Linked DNA regions of Homo sapiens: all the other regions are linked to region 3. Evidence: chromatin contacts called from ENCODE Hi-C or POLR2A ChIA-PET data. All regions are on one chromosome and are shown on one strand. The core of a region is the stretch at or near the end of the contact, and the rest is flanking DNA. Distances in the headings are between cores, read along the strand shown.

Evidence for each region. A loop is a pair of places that touch in the nucleus more often than their neighbours do. ChIA-PET counts read pairs that join two places held with the same protein, here RNA polymerase II (POLR2A). Pooled maps may share reads with other maps.
Region 1: a pooled map shows a loop between it and region 3 (3-fold over the local background). The contact joins two enhancer-like sites. A Hi-C loop is called at or near these places in 1 of 168 maps with a recorded cell type or tissue (PC-3) and 5 of 50 pooled maps. POLR2A ChIA-PET finds 5 or more read pairs at or near these places in 5 of 52 experiments (AG04449, Caco-2, K562 and 2 more).
Region 2: a map of endothelial cell of umbilical vein shows a loop between it and region 3 (4-fold over the local background). The contact joins two enhancer-like sites. A Hi-C loop is called at or near these places in 4 of 168 maps with a recorded cell type or tissue (PC-3, aorta, endothelial cell of umbilical vein and 1 more) and 3 of 50 pooled maps. POLR2A ChIA-PET finds 5 or more read pairs at or near these places in 3 of 52 experiments (BJ, HCT116 and naive thymus-derived CD4-positive, alpha-beta T cell).

Annotation. Positions count from the first base shown.
Region 1 is chr10:28,215,864-28,220,953 of GRCh38, reverse strand. The region is part of intron 2 of MPP7 (MAGUK p55 scaffold protein 7); the gene reads left to right. Among named protein-coding and RNA genes, the nearest start is that of MIR8086, 71 kb to the left of the region's middle. Within about 2 kb of position 2,978, at least 2 of the 41 ENCODE cell types and tissues checked have a DNase peak (open chromatin) inside an H3K27ac peak, as active enhancers do.
Region 2 is chr10:28,135,944-28,140,828 of GRCh38, reverse strand. The region is part of intron 5 of MPP7 (MAGUK p55 scaffold protein 7); the gene reads left to right. Among named protein-coding and RNA genes, the nearest start is that of SNORD130, 65 kb to the right of the region's middle. Within about 2 kb of position 2,653, at least 2 of the 41 ENCODE cell types and tissues checked have a DNase peak (open chromatin) inside an H3K27ac peak, as active enhancers do; they include HCT116 and endothelial cell of umbilical vein, where a contact is called at or near this core.
Region 3 is chr10:28,176,519-28,181,427 of GRCh38, reverse strand. The region is part of intron 3 of MPP7 (MAGUK p55 scaffold protein 7); the gene reads left to right. Among named protein-coding and RNA genes, the nearest start is that of SNORD130, 110 kb to the right of the region's middle. Within about 2 kb of position 3,032, at least 6 of the 41 ENCODE cell types and tissues checked have a DNase peak (open chromatin) inside an H3K27ac peak, as active enhancers do; they include HCT116 and endothelial cell of umbilical vein, where a contact is called at or near this core.

The DNA.
Region 1 (5,090 bases), core at 1,729-4,228, 40 kb before region 3:
ACTTAAATGCTTTTTAATTCCACTAACAAGCCTCTAAGAGGATATGATAAAGATGACAATAGAAGCTACTGCTTATTAAGGGCCAACCTTGTGCTTGATGTTTTTTATGCTTTTGTCCCGTTGCAAAACTGGGAAGCATTAATTAGATGCTACATACTCATTCTTTATCTCTGTTGACTATGATAACAGCTCTAGGAGAAAAGCCTACCTCTCTTTCTACTACATCATCTCTACAACCAAATAGGCCACTTTCTGCTTCCATGGTTTCTCTTGCCATGACCAATACTTCCTGATCAAGGTTAGCACCTACTGATCTGTTGATTGCTTACCACTTAATACAATGAATGCTGGCTACAGTAATGTGATGAGAGGTAAGATTTGAATTGCTACCTTGCAATGTAATGTAAAATCCAGATTTACTGTCCAGTTTGGTCAAACTACATGTTATGCTTGAGATAAGTCCTATCTTACTATGAATATCATAAAGCCAATACTGCATTTTAGCTTTTATAGCCAATTACTTCAAGTAGGAAAGCCTGTAATTGTTTTAATGTAACGTAAATGTAATCGATTTTTGGAAAGGATGGTTATAGGCCATAATTTATGAGCTTTAGAAGTAATTTTCATTTTTCTATGGCTTTATTTTTTGGGTGAATACTGCTAAAAATCAAACTACCATCGTATTTATTTTGGTAGTAGAGAATACTTTGTGCAGAGCTACAGACTATTGACAGTTAATTACAAATTGGAACCTATTTAAAGCTTAGAGATGGCATGTACAAATGAAAGTTAGGTAAAGTTGTATGCATGTTCCCCTGTTAACTCACCCTGAATTTATGGACTTTAAGATAATTGTATAAAGTGTTATCAAGCAAGCTGCAATACTATAATTATTTAGATTGTTTTACATATTTACAAACTCAGCTGGCCCAATGCTTTAATAAGTTATTTGCAGTTGAGGGAAAGTGTGAGAAAGAGATTGCCTCTCTCAGGGTTGTGTTAGTATTTTAGTGTACTATAGGTAGTTTTGGAAATAAAACATACTTTAAATGGGAAAAATTGCAGCCTGTTATGAATGGCACCGAACAGTGCTGATTATTTTACCTTTGACAAAGTGGAAAATTTAAAGCTTGGTGTATCCTATTTTATTAATATAATAAAATTTTATAGTGTTGTTCTGGGCGTCGATATATGTTCTTTAGTGTTTATTAGCCCTAGGTTATAGTAAAACGTTTTGGTCCGATGCCTGACCATACTGCACAGAATGCAAATGTGAGAACTAAGACAAAAAACACGTAAATACATATTTGTTTTTCCCTCAAGTCTTTTTCCATATGACTTCTAGATATTTTGGTTGCTTATATGAGTATGATTGAACCCAGAGAACATCTTTTTTTATCATTTAACATAGGTTTATGGCTTCCCCAGACTTGTACTAATAATGAAGCTATGAGGGATATGACAAGAATGGTGATATTAAATTTCTCTAGACTAACAGTAAATTTTTCCGTTCTGATGTCAGGAATGTTGAGCATCTGGAATCTGCAAGCAGAGTGAATTGTTCGCTGCGGGAACACTTTCATCAAATTCTGAGCCATTTATTCTCTTAGGAACCACTACTGTCTTGTACAGAATATTATATTTTTACAGAAGCAGTTTTCTGGAATTGGAAAAATGTCTTTCCTTCTTGTGCTTCTGTATTTTTTAAATTTTTTCCCATTTTAGATATGTCATTGTTTTGAAATTTAGTGTCACATTTTAGCATTGAATTTATGTTTTTAGGTTTAAAAGCAATAAGTTATATTTGTTCAAATTCTGTGAGAAAGCAATAGGAAATAAGTTGTTCTAAACGAAATTCTCTTTATAGTTTGTATAGGTGGATCTATGCTCCGTACTTTGTCATCATTTTCCTTGTATTTTCAGAATATCTATGATATATAGTTAGATCAATAGATCTAGATACTTGTGCCTTGATTGTGGCATAGATGTATTTCTTGAAAAAGTGCTGTGGAGGTGGAGGGAAGGAAAGTGTGAAATTCTCTAGTTTCTCTAGTTTTGTTTCAAACATTTCTGAAATGAGGAATTGAGATTCTAATCGGCCCTAGGTCGTGCTGGGTATTTAAAATAAGTATCTGTTGGTGTAAGTTACATGTTTGTTTTATTTTTTAAAAAAAATTCTGGTGTTTTTAAATTTTGTTTTGGACAACAGAAACTTCTATTTTATTTAGTAATTTTTTACTTTGAATTAGGCTTTCCTGAATCTTGATTTTCTTTTTTTGGTTCCTTGTGTTTGGAGACTGTGATCGCATGGCAGTAGGTATCATTGCCTAGAATATGGCCTGGATGGTTTGATTAGAAAGCCTCCTATTAGGTCTTATAGTGTCTTCGTGGCCTGTGACTAACATATGTTTGAAAGTCAGTTATTTACTTTAAGGGAGATATTTCTGCCTCCGTTTAACATTAGTTAGCCAATCTTTTACCTGTCTGTCTCACCTGTTGTTGCTGAGACTAAACATGGAGCTGATAAAGCTGCATTTCTTTCTTCCACACACGATTTTGCTGCTCAAGTGTGCAGGATCACAGCTTGCCAAGTGCATAAATGGTTTTAGTGTCATATTGATCCTTTAATCTGAAGATTAATTCCTCTACGACTAAATCCCTTTGCTCTGTATTCTAGTTCTCCCCCAACCACCTCTCTACCACCGCTGCCCTACCCCCGACTCCTTTCCAGCGTCCGATTTTATTTATCACACTGCCTCAGTTGAACCATAGCCAATTCTCCACCGGCCTCTTTTGGCCTCCTCCCTACTGATCTGAAGTTAGCTATCACTGCTACTTTCAACTGTTATCTACTCATCACTTTGATCAGGCTCCTCAGTAACTTTCAGTTGCATTACACATCGTTATTTTCATTTAGGCGTAAAGTCTCCATGAGGAGCTATGAATCATCAACCCAATATGTGTTAGTAAATCAGAGCTCACATACTTTGCCTAATTCTCTTTAGGCGTTCTGAACCACAAGCATTTGGGTAAGTTGGAGGTTTTATTTTTTGCCTTGCTTTGATTGCTTTTGATGTAGTCCAGCTGGTGTATGCTTGCTTTATAGTTTTCCTGATGAAAAGACGGTTCTCTATTGTTTGACAAACATGACAACCCTGGTAATTTTCCCTTTTACAAAGCATGAGGACTTTATTCTCATCTTTTTAGGAAGAAAATATGTTTCCTGGCTTCTTTTTTCTTACTACTTCCTTTTCCCTTCCCCTGCCTCATCTTAGTAATTCAGAAGATAATTTCTATAATAAAGGTGGGTTTTGTGAAATGGTTCCTAGCAAATGGTAAAGCCTTTTTTTGTGACTTTTTTTGTTAAAAGTTCTTCCCTGATGCAGTTTTTCTTTTCTTTTCTTTTCTTTTCTTTTTTTTTTTTTTTGAGACAGAGTCTCACTCTGTCACCCTGGCTGGAGTGCAGTGGTGCGATCTCGGCTCACTGCAACCTCTGCCTCCCGGGTTCAAGCGATTCTCGTGCCTCAGCCTCCTGAGTAGCTGGGATTACAGACACACCAGTACACCCAGCTAATATTTGTGTTTTTAGTAGAGATAGGGTTTCACCATGTTGCCCAGGCTGGTCTGAAGATCCTGGGCTCAAGCAATCCACCTGCCTTGGCCTCCCAAAGTTCTGGGATTACAGGCATGAGCCACTGGGCCCAGACTAATTCAGTTTTTCTGACTTCTGAGTATGTTATATCCTTGTCTAAAGGATAGCCTTGTTGAGTTGCAAATTCTGTCAGCTTTTTCCTATATAATTAATATAGCCTTTGAAATGGAAGATAAAAGTGTATTAAAAACTTTAAAGCACTGAAACTATAAACAGGAACCTGCAAGCATGAGTTCTCTACATTTTTTTTCTGAATATCTTAATTACATCCAGAAATTTTAGAAAAATTGCTGGGAGAATTAATGTTAAAAGGCTCAAAATCAAGACTTTGAGTATTAAAAATACTTCTAGATGAATTATATTGCTGACTCTTTTTGCCACCATCTCTGAATGTAACCAGGATTTTCCAAGTTTTCGTTCTGCCAAAAAAAAAAATGAGGATAACAATGCTTAATACTAACAACATTGACCCTATATCTAATGAACTGTTTTGTGCTGTCACTTCAAGAGTTAGGGACCCAGAGATCCAGACAGATCGAATAATTTGAATGCACATTTGTTGTCAGCAGGTCTGTTCTGAGTAATAATTGTTTCAATAAGCCCACATCTGTATGCCATAGCTGGTCATCTCCAGTGTGTGTGTTTATTATGTCTAACACTGGTAGTCTGGAGGAAAGTGCAAATTATTTCTAATTACCTCAATAAAGGGATTAATATTATTTTTCTGTATCACTTGAAACATTGTCTAAAATGACTCTGCAACTATTTCAGTGTGGTTAGTGTTAATGACAAATGATTGGTTCCCTGGAGTCTCAGTTTGGATTTTGATATAGAATGTGCACTGGTGTACAGTTTACATCAGCCAATATTGTCAGTATATTGTTAATAGATACATACTATTGATATCACCAAAATTATAGTTGTCTCTTGCAAATATATGTTGCATTATCTTTATATTGAAAGTTGTTTTTAAATTTTAATTTTTTGAGACAAGGTGTCACTGTGTCGCCCAGCCTGGAGTGCAGTGGCACCACCTTGACTCACTGCAGCCTCAAATCCTGGGCTCAGGCAATCCTCCTTTTTTTTTTTAGAAACGGGGTCTTGCTATGTTGCTCAGGCTGGTCCCATACTCCTGGATTTAAGCAATCCTCCTGCCTCAGCCTCCCAGTGTTGGGTGTTGGGTTTACTGGGTGTGAGTCACTGTGCCTGGCCAAAGGTCAATTGGGGGAGGGTGCGGCAGGTGTGATCACATTTTTAAGTTCTCATCTCTCAGTTCACTCTACCCAATACATGGGGTCTGTTGTTGCCTGTCTTTATTGCCTATTGTGAAAGCTTTCTTTTCCCCTTAATGCATCCAGCAGGATAAACTTACATTTTGTCATCTGCCTCCTTAATGCTTGGACATACTTAATAAGTTTTAGCATTTAATTTGGAATTA
Region 2 (4,885 bases), core at 1,404-3,903, 40 kb after region 3:
CTGGGGAAAGTTTTTTGATAGTGCTTTTAATTTCTTCTGTAGTTATTGATTTAATCCAGCTTTCAAGCTCTTCCAGAATTACTTCATTATTTATTTTTTCCTAGGAAACTTAACATTTTATTAAGATTTCAAGCATGTTGGAATGGTGTTCAATTTATCCTGTTGATTTGTATCCAAAGTTCTGTCCCATTTCTCAGTGCTATTAATATACATATTTTTCTCTAGTTTCTTGCTCTGCATACCAGAAATGAGTAATTATCTAATCTCTCAAAAGAACTGGCTCATTATTATCAATTCTATTTTTTTTTCTTTTTTTTTGAAACTAAGTCTCACTCTGTCGCCCAGGCTGACGTACAGTGGCGCGATCTCAGCTCCCTGCAACCTCAGCCTCTCGGGTTCAAGCAATTCTCCTGCCTCAGCCTCCCAAGTAGCTGGGATTACAGGCACATGCCACCCGCCTGGCTAATTTTTGTGTTTTTAGTAGAGATTGGGGTTTCACCATTTTGGCCAGGCTGGTGTCGAACTTCTGACGTCTGGTGATCCGCCTGCCCCAGCCTACCAAAGTGTTAGGATTATAGGCGGTAGCCATCGCATCTGGTCTGATTTTTTTCTTTATATCTATCTTTGATTAGATAGTGGGCTCCTTAGCTGTCACGCTTGTTTAATTACAAACACATTTAAGAGTATGCGGCTTTCTCTTAAATTTGGTCACCTTCCATGGACATTGTGTATGTCATATTGGCATTGATATTAACTTCTTGATTGTCTATAATACATTTTGATAACTTCAATATCCTGACTTATTTAAATTTGTGAGGTTGTTTGGGTTTCATTTTTTATATTTACAGATGTTAATTTCTAGTTTGACCCATTTTTATCACAATATACAACCTGTTAACCTTTTTAATATAAAATTTGTTTAAAATGTTTGCTTGCTAGTTTGGCCAACTTTTGCAAATATATGAAGGAAAAGAATAGCTATATGGAAAGGATTTTTAAAAAATTTATATATGGTCCTTTACAAGTTTATAGACAAGGTTAAATATACAATGTGACTGTTCCTGAAATAAGATAATCATTAAATTAATTGTAATAGCTAATAAGCCAACAATACGAAGTCTTTACTATGGAGCAGCCTTTTTGCCGTGCACTTTCATGTATTATCTCTTTAATCATTGTGAAGCCCTATTAAGTAGGTACTAATATTAACTCTTTTAAAGATTAAGAAAATTAAAGCTCAAAAACTTGTATCCAGAAACGAAACTGGACCTTTAACAGATGTTTGTGTGTGTGTGTTTGTGTGTATGTATGTGTGTTTCAGGGATTTTCTGTGTTCTGTACCTAATAAAGAACAAAAGTATATCTTTCTTATTTGTTGGAGGCCGAAAGTGTGAGGGTCATGATCAGCTCAGTATACCACTGGAGGTTATATGAGTAAACAGCAAACTTCTCATAAATGCAGGATGTGGGCAAGCTGACAACTATGTCCGCTGCCCAGAAGGAATGCTGAGGGCATTCATGCCCCAAGCTCAAGTGTTTCTGGTGATTAGGCATAATTGAAGCCTGTTAGCAATGATGTGAACCTGTGATCAGTTAAGCAGCTGACCAATCATTACCTCCTCCATGCTCTTTCTACCCAATAAATACAAAGGGTGGTAGGAGCTCAGGGGCTGCCTTTGCTCACTAGAAGCGGGGAGCTCTCTTCTTCCCCTGGCCCTTTCCTTAAAATAGTTTCTTTTGTTTTTTGTTATCATTTCTATGTTCGTCCCTTCATTCAGTCTCATAATGAGGGTCTCAGGCAGTAACAGTGGTAACTGCTGTAATGAGGGTCTCAGGCAGTAACAGTGGCAGTCTGCCACACTTCATGATACACAGGATGGTCTTCTTATCTTTGTTTCTAGCACATAGCACTGTGATTGCAACATTGGGATTCCCAGTAAACGGAATTCAATGTAAATTATTAAATGTTTGGTGGAATTTTTATTCCATTATAGCCTTCTTTGTCTCTACATATAAGATAATTCTGTACATTTATATGACATTCAAACTTTTCTTTCATAGTCTTTAATTCATAATAGTATAAGATTGTGATTTTGTTCATTTTACTCTTTAGGAATCTCTTGCTGTGTTCAGAAGAATGCCAACACTTTTCTTGTATAACCTGTTGCCCTCAAGTCTTTGATAGTTAGGAAATGACTTGTCATTCTGTAACAATAGTGTCACTGGAGAACTGTCAAAAATTGAAAGATTATACCCAGAATGAATTGATCAGTCAATTGCCATATTGAAAAATAGATTATTCTTATTAGTCAATAATGTCTACAAAATCCAGTTCAGGAAAATAAATGCAGTATAAAAGAAACAATAGATGTCTGAAAATGTAAAAGTAAGTAGCCAAAGGCCTAACTAGATTAATTGAATGTGAATACTTCCTGCAGTGATGAAATAGGCAAAATCAATAATGTTGGTGGCATTTAGGGGCATTGATGGAGGGATATTGTTCTATATAGAGACTTTGTTTCTAGGGGAAGCAGAGATAGTCATTAATAAATCAAAACCACTTCTAACCATCAAATTGCCACATTAAAGGCAAATTAAACTGTATGAGTCATCATTCCGGGGGCTCACTTTTGATAAAACAGTGAAGTGACATCATCTCTAGAATATGGCATTATAATTTAGGCAGTCATGGAAAATTTGGTAGATTTTTTAAAAGGCAATAAAATAAGAAGATTTGTTGTAATTTTTAGCTTCCAAACATTCACTTAAGAGAAATTACTCACTGCCTGAGCATGCAAGATGAATGAAGCTTCATTAAAGCAAGCTGAAGGAAAAAGTTAAGCTCCTTCTGGAGGGATAAATCAATGTTGCTCATCCTTATAAGCTAGACACTTAATTCTGTGAACCTGACAGATACTTAGAACATAAAGTTGACTCCAGGGGTTCCAGTGCAGTGAGTGCTTGTGAGTCTGATGAGTTACAAGGCCTAGTGTTCAATTTCCTGCAGATTCTTCTGAGCAACAGGTAAACCCATCAGTTGTGATTGGTGGCTCTGGCATATGGAAACACAATTTCCATTTAAGTATTGCCTTTTTAAAGGCAAGTCTGTATATTAAAGAATAAAATCACCTCAGTTAAAACAGGATAATGGAATGCAAAATTTTAGTTGTCCAAAATTAAAAATGTTGCTATCCAACAATATTTGTAAAACAAAGTTATTAAAAATTACAAACTTAATGCCTATGAAATTATTTTGGAATGCAGACATGGAACAAAGCTAAGTAGAAAAAATATTTAGCTGATGTTCTTAATATTGCCTGTCAATTATCATAATTGCTTCATTTAAAAACATTTTATTCAGCTATCTCTGTTTTACTATGTGCAAGATATGCCATAGATACACAGATAGTAGATATTCCCAGTGTTCTTTATTCCTCTGTATGGACCCACATTTCCATCTGCCAACATTTTCCTCCTGTCTGAAAGACTTCCTGTAACATTTCTTGCAATGCAAGTCTGCTGGCAGTGAATTCTTTCAGCTTGTGTATATTTTTCAAAACTTTTCAATACCCCTTCATTTCTAAAAGATATTTTTGCTGGGTATAGAATTCTAAGTTAACAGTATTTTTCTTTGAGTATTTTAAAGATGTTGCTCCATTGTTTTGTGGCCCACATTGTTTCTGATGAGAAGTGTGCTGTCGTTTTTAATCCTTATTGTTTTATATATAATGTGTTTTTTAAATCTTTTGGATGATTTCAATATTTTCTTCCTGGTTTTAAGCATTTTGGTGGTGTTTTATGTTTTCTTTGTGCTTGGGTACATTGAGCTTCTTGAACATGTGGGTTTATACTTTTTTCATCATATTTGGACTATTTTCTGCCATATTTCTTTAAATAGTTTCCAGCAACTGCCCCCTTTCTTTGGAGATGCCAGTTAACATGTATATTAGGCCATTTAAAGTAGTTGCCCAGATCACTAAGTCCTATTCAGTCCTATTCATAATTTCTCAGTATATTTTCTCCCTGTGTTTCATTGTGGACAGCTCATGTTGCTTATTCTACAGTATTACTTTTCCTTCTGCAGTATCTATATTAATCTCATTCAGTGTACTTTTTTCTTATTTCATACTTTCCATATCTAGAAGTTTGATTTGAGTAATTTTTATATATTCTATTTCTCATGTTCAGTGTTTCCTTTAACTTTTTAGAGCATTTGAAATACAGTTAAATAATAACTTTTAATTTTCTTGTCTGCTATCTGTGTAATTTTAGGGTTTGGTTTTATCCAGTTTATCATCTGTGTAATTTCAGTATTTGGTTTCATTGTTTCATTTTTTTCTTCATTATGAGCAGTATTTTCTGCTTTCTTTGCATACCTAGTAATTTTGAGTCATTGTGAGTTTTATCTTGATTAACTACCAGTTACTGTGAGTTTTATCTTGTTGGATGCTGGGTATTTTTGTGTTTCTTTGGATCAACCTTCTCCAACCATTTTGGCACCAGTGATCGGCTTCATGGAAGACAAGTTTTTCCACAGATGGGGGTTTGGGGAGTGATTTCAGTGTGATTCAAGTGTATTACATTTGTTGTGTACTTTATTTCTATTATTATTACATAATCACCATAATGTAGGATCAGTGGGAACCTTGAGCTTATTTTCCTGCAACTAGATGATCCCATGTAGTGGTGATGGGAGACGGCGACAGATCATCAAGCATTAGATTCTCATAAGAAGCATGCAACCTAGATCCTCGCATACTCAGTTCACAATAGGGTTCACGCTCCTATGAGAATCTAATGCTGCTGCTGATCTGACAGGAGGCAGAGCTCAGGTGGTAATGCAAGCAATGGGGGACAGCTATAAATATAGATGAAGCTTTGCTCA
Region 3 (4,909 bases), core at 1,783-4,282:
TCTTTATTACAGACAGATGATAGTTAATAAAGAAAGATATTTTTATCCACCTGGTTTAAAATGAAGTTTATTGTTGATATTTCTGCATGTCAATAAAATAGGAATTAGGAATGTTCTATGATGATCACGGTTTAACAATAATAGACTATCAAAGGAAATTACTGAATTAGATTGGTTTTATCATTCTTTCCATTTTCACGTAAAATACTTTAAATCTTTAACATTTTAAAATTGAGTATTTTTAAATGTTTCAAAATGTTATTTAAAATACTTTATTATAATTCTATAAGACATTAATGTAAATCTAATTTATTATAAAGAACCTAAAAGTAAAATTAATAAGCTTCTGTATATGTAAAATTAGTTGCAGGTGATCCATTCTGAATCAAAAAATTATTTTATATTTATCTACCCACCCATGGGTCCATCCATTCATCCATCCATCCATCCGTATATCCTGCAGTAGTGCTGTTTACAGGTACATGTAAGATTGCACTTCTCCACCTCTTGATGTTAGTTATGGCCACATGACTTGTTTAGTCAATAGAATGTGAGTGGGAGTGAAGTGTGTCACCGCTGGGCAGAAGCCTTTAGCAGTCAGTGCACTCTGTCTCTTCTTCCTACCCTCCAGCCCCCATTGCTGACTGCTGATGTTCCAGGTGGTGGGAGTTCTCCCCACCTGGGTCTGAGCACGTGGGCTTGTGGAGCAGAGTTCACAGAGGAAATGCAGTAGACAGAGAGTGTCTGGGGGAATATAAACTTTCGTTGTTATATGCTGCTAAGGTTTAGGCATTGCTTATTACCACAATATTATTTATAACTTAATTTTAACAAGTATTTTCACTATATTACATTTCAAATATATTTTTCAAATATGGCTTAGTGATGTAGAAATTAAAATAAATAGTTATTAACATTGCATGAGGCTAATTACTTTTAGGTAGTTGCTATTGATCTAACAGTTGCGCTGTAGAAAGTTCATATTCATTTTCTTGTCAAAACTTGGTAATTTTTACATTTTCTTCTTTGATAGACATGCATCTCCCCTCTGCAACCACTGTGGCAAGGCTTGAGAAAGGGTGATATGTCTTGTAAGATGTCCCTGTTTTACTTGATTATTCCAGTTTAATATTAATATATTAACCCAGGAGTGTGCTATCCTGGATACTTTTGATTTGTGTTTCCTTTCATCACTAATAAAACTAGAAGACAAATGTATCTACATTGTTCTTAGAGTCCCCTGTTTCATTACTACATTTCACAATTATTTTTGCTTAGCAAGCGAGGGCTATCAATATCAAAGTATAATACACCCCCTCCCTTCTGATAAAAAACTTTCCTATTTTTTTTGAAAGGCTTGAGTGTATCAAATGGTGTATTTTCATATGCAATTAGTGTTTTAATTGTACCTTTATTTTCTTTCTCACTTTGGAAGCATAGCATCTAGAATTGCTTTCTTCCTCATTGTTTTCATTTCTGTGTTCAGTTAAAAGCTAAATGAAAGGATGTTAACTGCCAACTTTAAAAATACATTTTATTTGTGAATTTCATTTGTTTAAATTGGAATGTTATAAATTATACAGATGGTAAAAATTTGATTTTCATTACTTGACAAAGTTGGCATGTATCTTTGTCTTTTAATTTGAATAAATATTTGGCTAGCCACTATTGTGTGCCTAGTAAATTTAGGTAGTGTTTCAAGCCACTTTTTAATATTATGTGCCTCCACTAGGTGGTGCTCATTCCTTCGGGACATCTGAGACCTAGCTTAAAGAATTTAGTTCTGTCACTGATGGGTTAAAGATAAAAGAAGCAAATTCAGGCCAAAGCAGTACGAAAAACTTGTGAAATTTTTTTATTTCATGTAATGAGTTGTGAAACTCTGTAGTAGAGGTATTTATTATTATTAATGTATGATATTTCCAAGAAATCAGTAATTTTATTATATGGCTCATTTATATAAAATGTATTTAAATAGTTATTATAGATTGTGTTAGATGATGGGGATGCAATGGTGAAAAACAGACACGGTGGTCTTAAACCATATGACTCTTGGAATCAACACTCAAGTAATCACTTGAGTAAGTGTGTAATTATTACTGAGATAGGGACAGGTTTTTGGTGCTTTGAGTGTATAAGGGGCAGAGAAGGGGGTATTTTCCAAGATTCTGGGAAGTTTTATTGAAGAACTGATCACTGATCTAGTTAAATAAGATCTGAAAGTTGCTGAAGAATTAACCAGTGTGAGTGTGTTGGAGGAGAAATTTCACAGTGATGAGGTTAGTGTGGGGTTGCAAGGAGTTCTTTATCTGCACCCCAGTCGTTGTAATGGTTGGATCCAATGGACCTTTTCAGTCCTGGAGACATCTGTTCTTCAGCTTTAATTTCTTGATAATTTCCTTCCCTCAGCTCTTCTCCTCTTCCATCTTTCTAGAAGTTCTTTTAGGTGAATATTGGCCTTTCTGGATTTTACCTTTGCTTTTAAAGAGATTTCTTCAACTTTTACTACATTTCTCTTTAAAATCTTAAAAATTCGCTGCTGCTATTTTAATTCCAGTACATTTGAGAAGAATGTCTCTGTTTCTTTTTTGTAACATCTTAGTCTCATTCCATGGATACACTATAGAATCTTTCTGAGGATAATTAAACAAAACAAAAGCCCCCTTTTTGTTGATTCTGTGTTCCATGAACTTTTCAAAGTTCTAAGTACCTTGTTTCTCTCTTCCAGCAACCCTTTAGATAGATATTAATCTTTACCCCATTGTAAAGATTAGAAGAATGAGGTACCACTTTGATTACACAGCCAGTTAGGTGGTAGAGCTGGTCTTGAACCCAGGTGGTCTGACTCAAGTTCTACATTTTTACTATCATGCTACTCTGCTTGTTGATGAGTATTCAGTAGAATGGTTTCGGTTTCATTTTCAATTCTCCTCATTTTGTTCACAATTTTTCTTTACTCTGGGACTTTTTTTTTCCTGTTTTGCCTGCTTGGTGTTTATCCTGTGGGGGCTTTCCTCAAATGTCTGCTTATTCTTGGTTGTCTGCCTGTGTTTAATAGTGAGTTGTTAAAAGAGCTGATTGGAAGATCTATGTGTTGGAGCAGGGCCTGGTGACAGGTGGAATCTCTGTAGAACAGTGGTTTTCGACTGAGTTGGATTCCTTCTCGCCTTTCCTGGTCATTTGGCAACATCTGGAGGCATCTTTGATGGTGATGACTTGAGGAGGGGGTACTGCTGGCATCTAGGAGAACAGCTCAGGGATGCTGCTGAACATCCTGCGATAGACAGGAAAGCCCCTCACAACAAAGAACTATTCAGCCTAAAATGTCAGTAGTGCCAGAACTTAAAAACTCTGCTTCAGAGGGAAAGGATGAAAAATCAGCTACTGTTGGTTACAGGAGGAGAGATTGCAAATCCCAGAATAAAGAGCCATTTTTCTCCATGGCTCTTCAGTTTTTTCATCAGAGAGACCTGGAATCTGCTGCCTGGGCCTTAGGTGGCTGGCTGCTTGACATTCTGGATCAGCCAAGGGAAAGGAGCCCCTCACAGTATTTAGGGTTTCAGCACCTGCATGCCTGGCATCCCTGATCCGCCAGCATGACAGTGTTCCCTGGGTCAAATTGTCTCTTTTAAACAATTCCCCACTTTGTCTGGTTCTATGCGGTGGCTTCCTTTTTCTAAAAATTTTTGAACTCTCTAGTCTTCTGTCTCATTTCTGTTATTTTTAATTTGAAAAATCATCTTAGTGCAACTTAGGATAGAGAAGAGATCCGTATCTTTAATCACTAAACTTTGTAATCATAATTTTTAGTGGCATTATTGTAATCCATCAACCGCTTATGCTATGGTTTATTTAATCATTTTCTTATCATTGTACAGAACAATTTTTCCTTATCAATTCTTAGGTTATTTTGAAATACAGCTTATATAGGAACAATTAATCTACGAATTTTCACAATGTTGTTTTGGTGCCCTTGCACCCTCCAAAAGTGAATCAGTAAGAACTCTTTTTTTTTTTTTTGAAATGGAGTCTCACTGCGTTGCCCAGGCTGGAGTGCAGTGGCGTGATCTTGGCTCACCACAACCTCTGCCTCCTTGTTTCAAGTGATTCTCCTGCCTCAGCCGCGCCACCATGCCTGGCTAATTTTTTTTTTTTTTTTTTTTTTTTGCATTTTTAGTAGAGTTGGGGTTTCACTATGTTGGCCAGGCTGGTCTCGAACTCATGACCTCATGATCTGCCTGCTTGGCCTCCCAAAGTGCTGGGATTACAGGCGTGAGCCACTGCGCCCGGCCAGAACTCTTTTTACTATCGGTATGAATACAAAGATTTTTGTATATTTGATGAGTTTTAGTCCACTGCAATTATTCTTGTTTTTTTCTTTTCTTTCTTTTTTTTTTTTAAATTATACTTTAAGTTCTAGGGTACATGTGCACAATGTGCAGGTTTGTTACGTATGTATACATGTGCCATGTTGGTGTGCTGCACCCATTAACTCATCATTTACATTAGATATATCTCCTAATGCTATCCCTCCCCCACCCCCCCACCCCACGACAGGCTCCGCTGTGTGATGTTCCCCGTCCTGTGTCCAAGTGTTCTCATTGTTCAATTCCCACCTATGAGTGAGAACATGTGGTGTTTGGTTTTCTATCCTTGCGAAAGTTTGCTCAGAATGATGGTTTCTTTTTTTTTAGACAGAGTCTTGCTCTGTTGCTCAGGCTGGAGTGCAGTTGCACAATCTCAGCTCACTGCAACCTTTGCCTCCTGAGTTCCAGCAATTCTCCTGCCTCAGCCTCCCTAGTAGCTGGGATTACAGGCATGTGCCATGACACCTGGCTAATTTTTTATTTTTATTTTTAATAGAGATGGGTTTCACCATGTTGGTCAGGCTGGTCTCAAACTCCTGGCC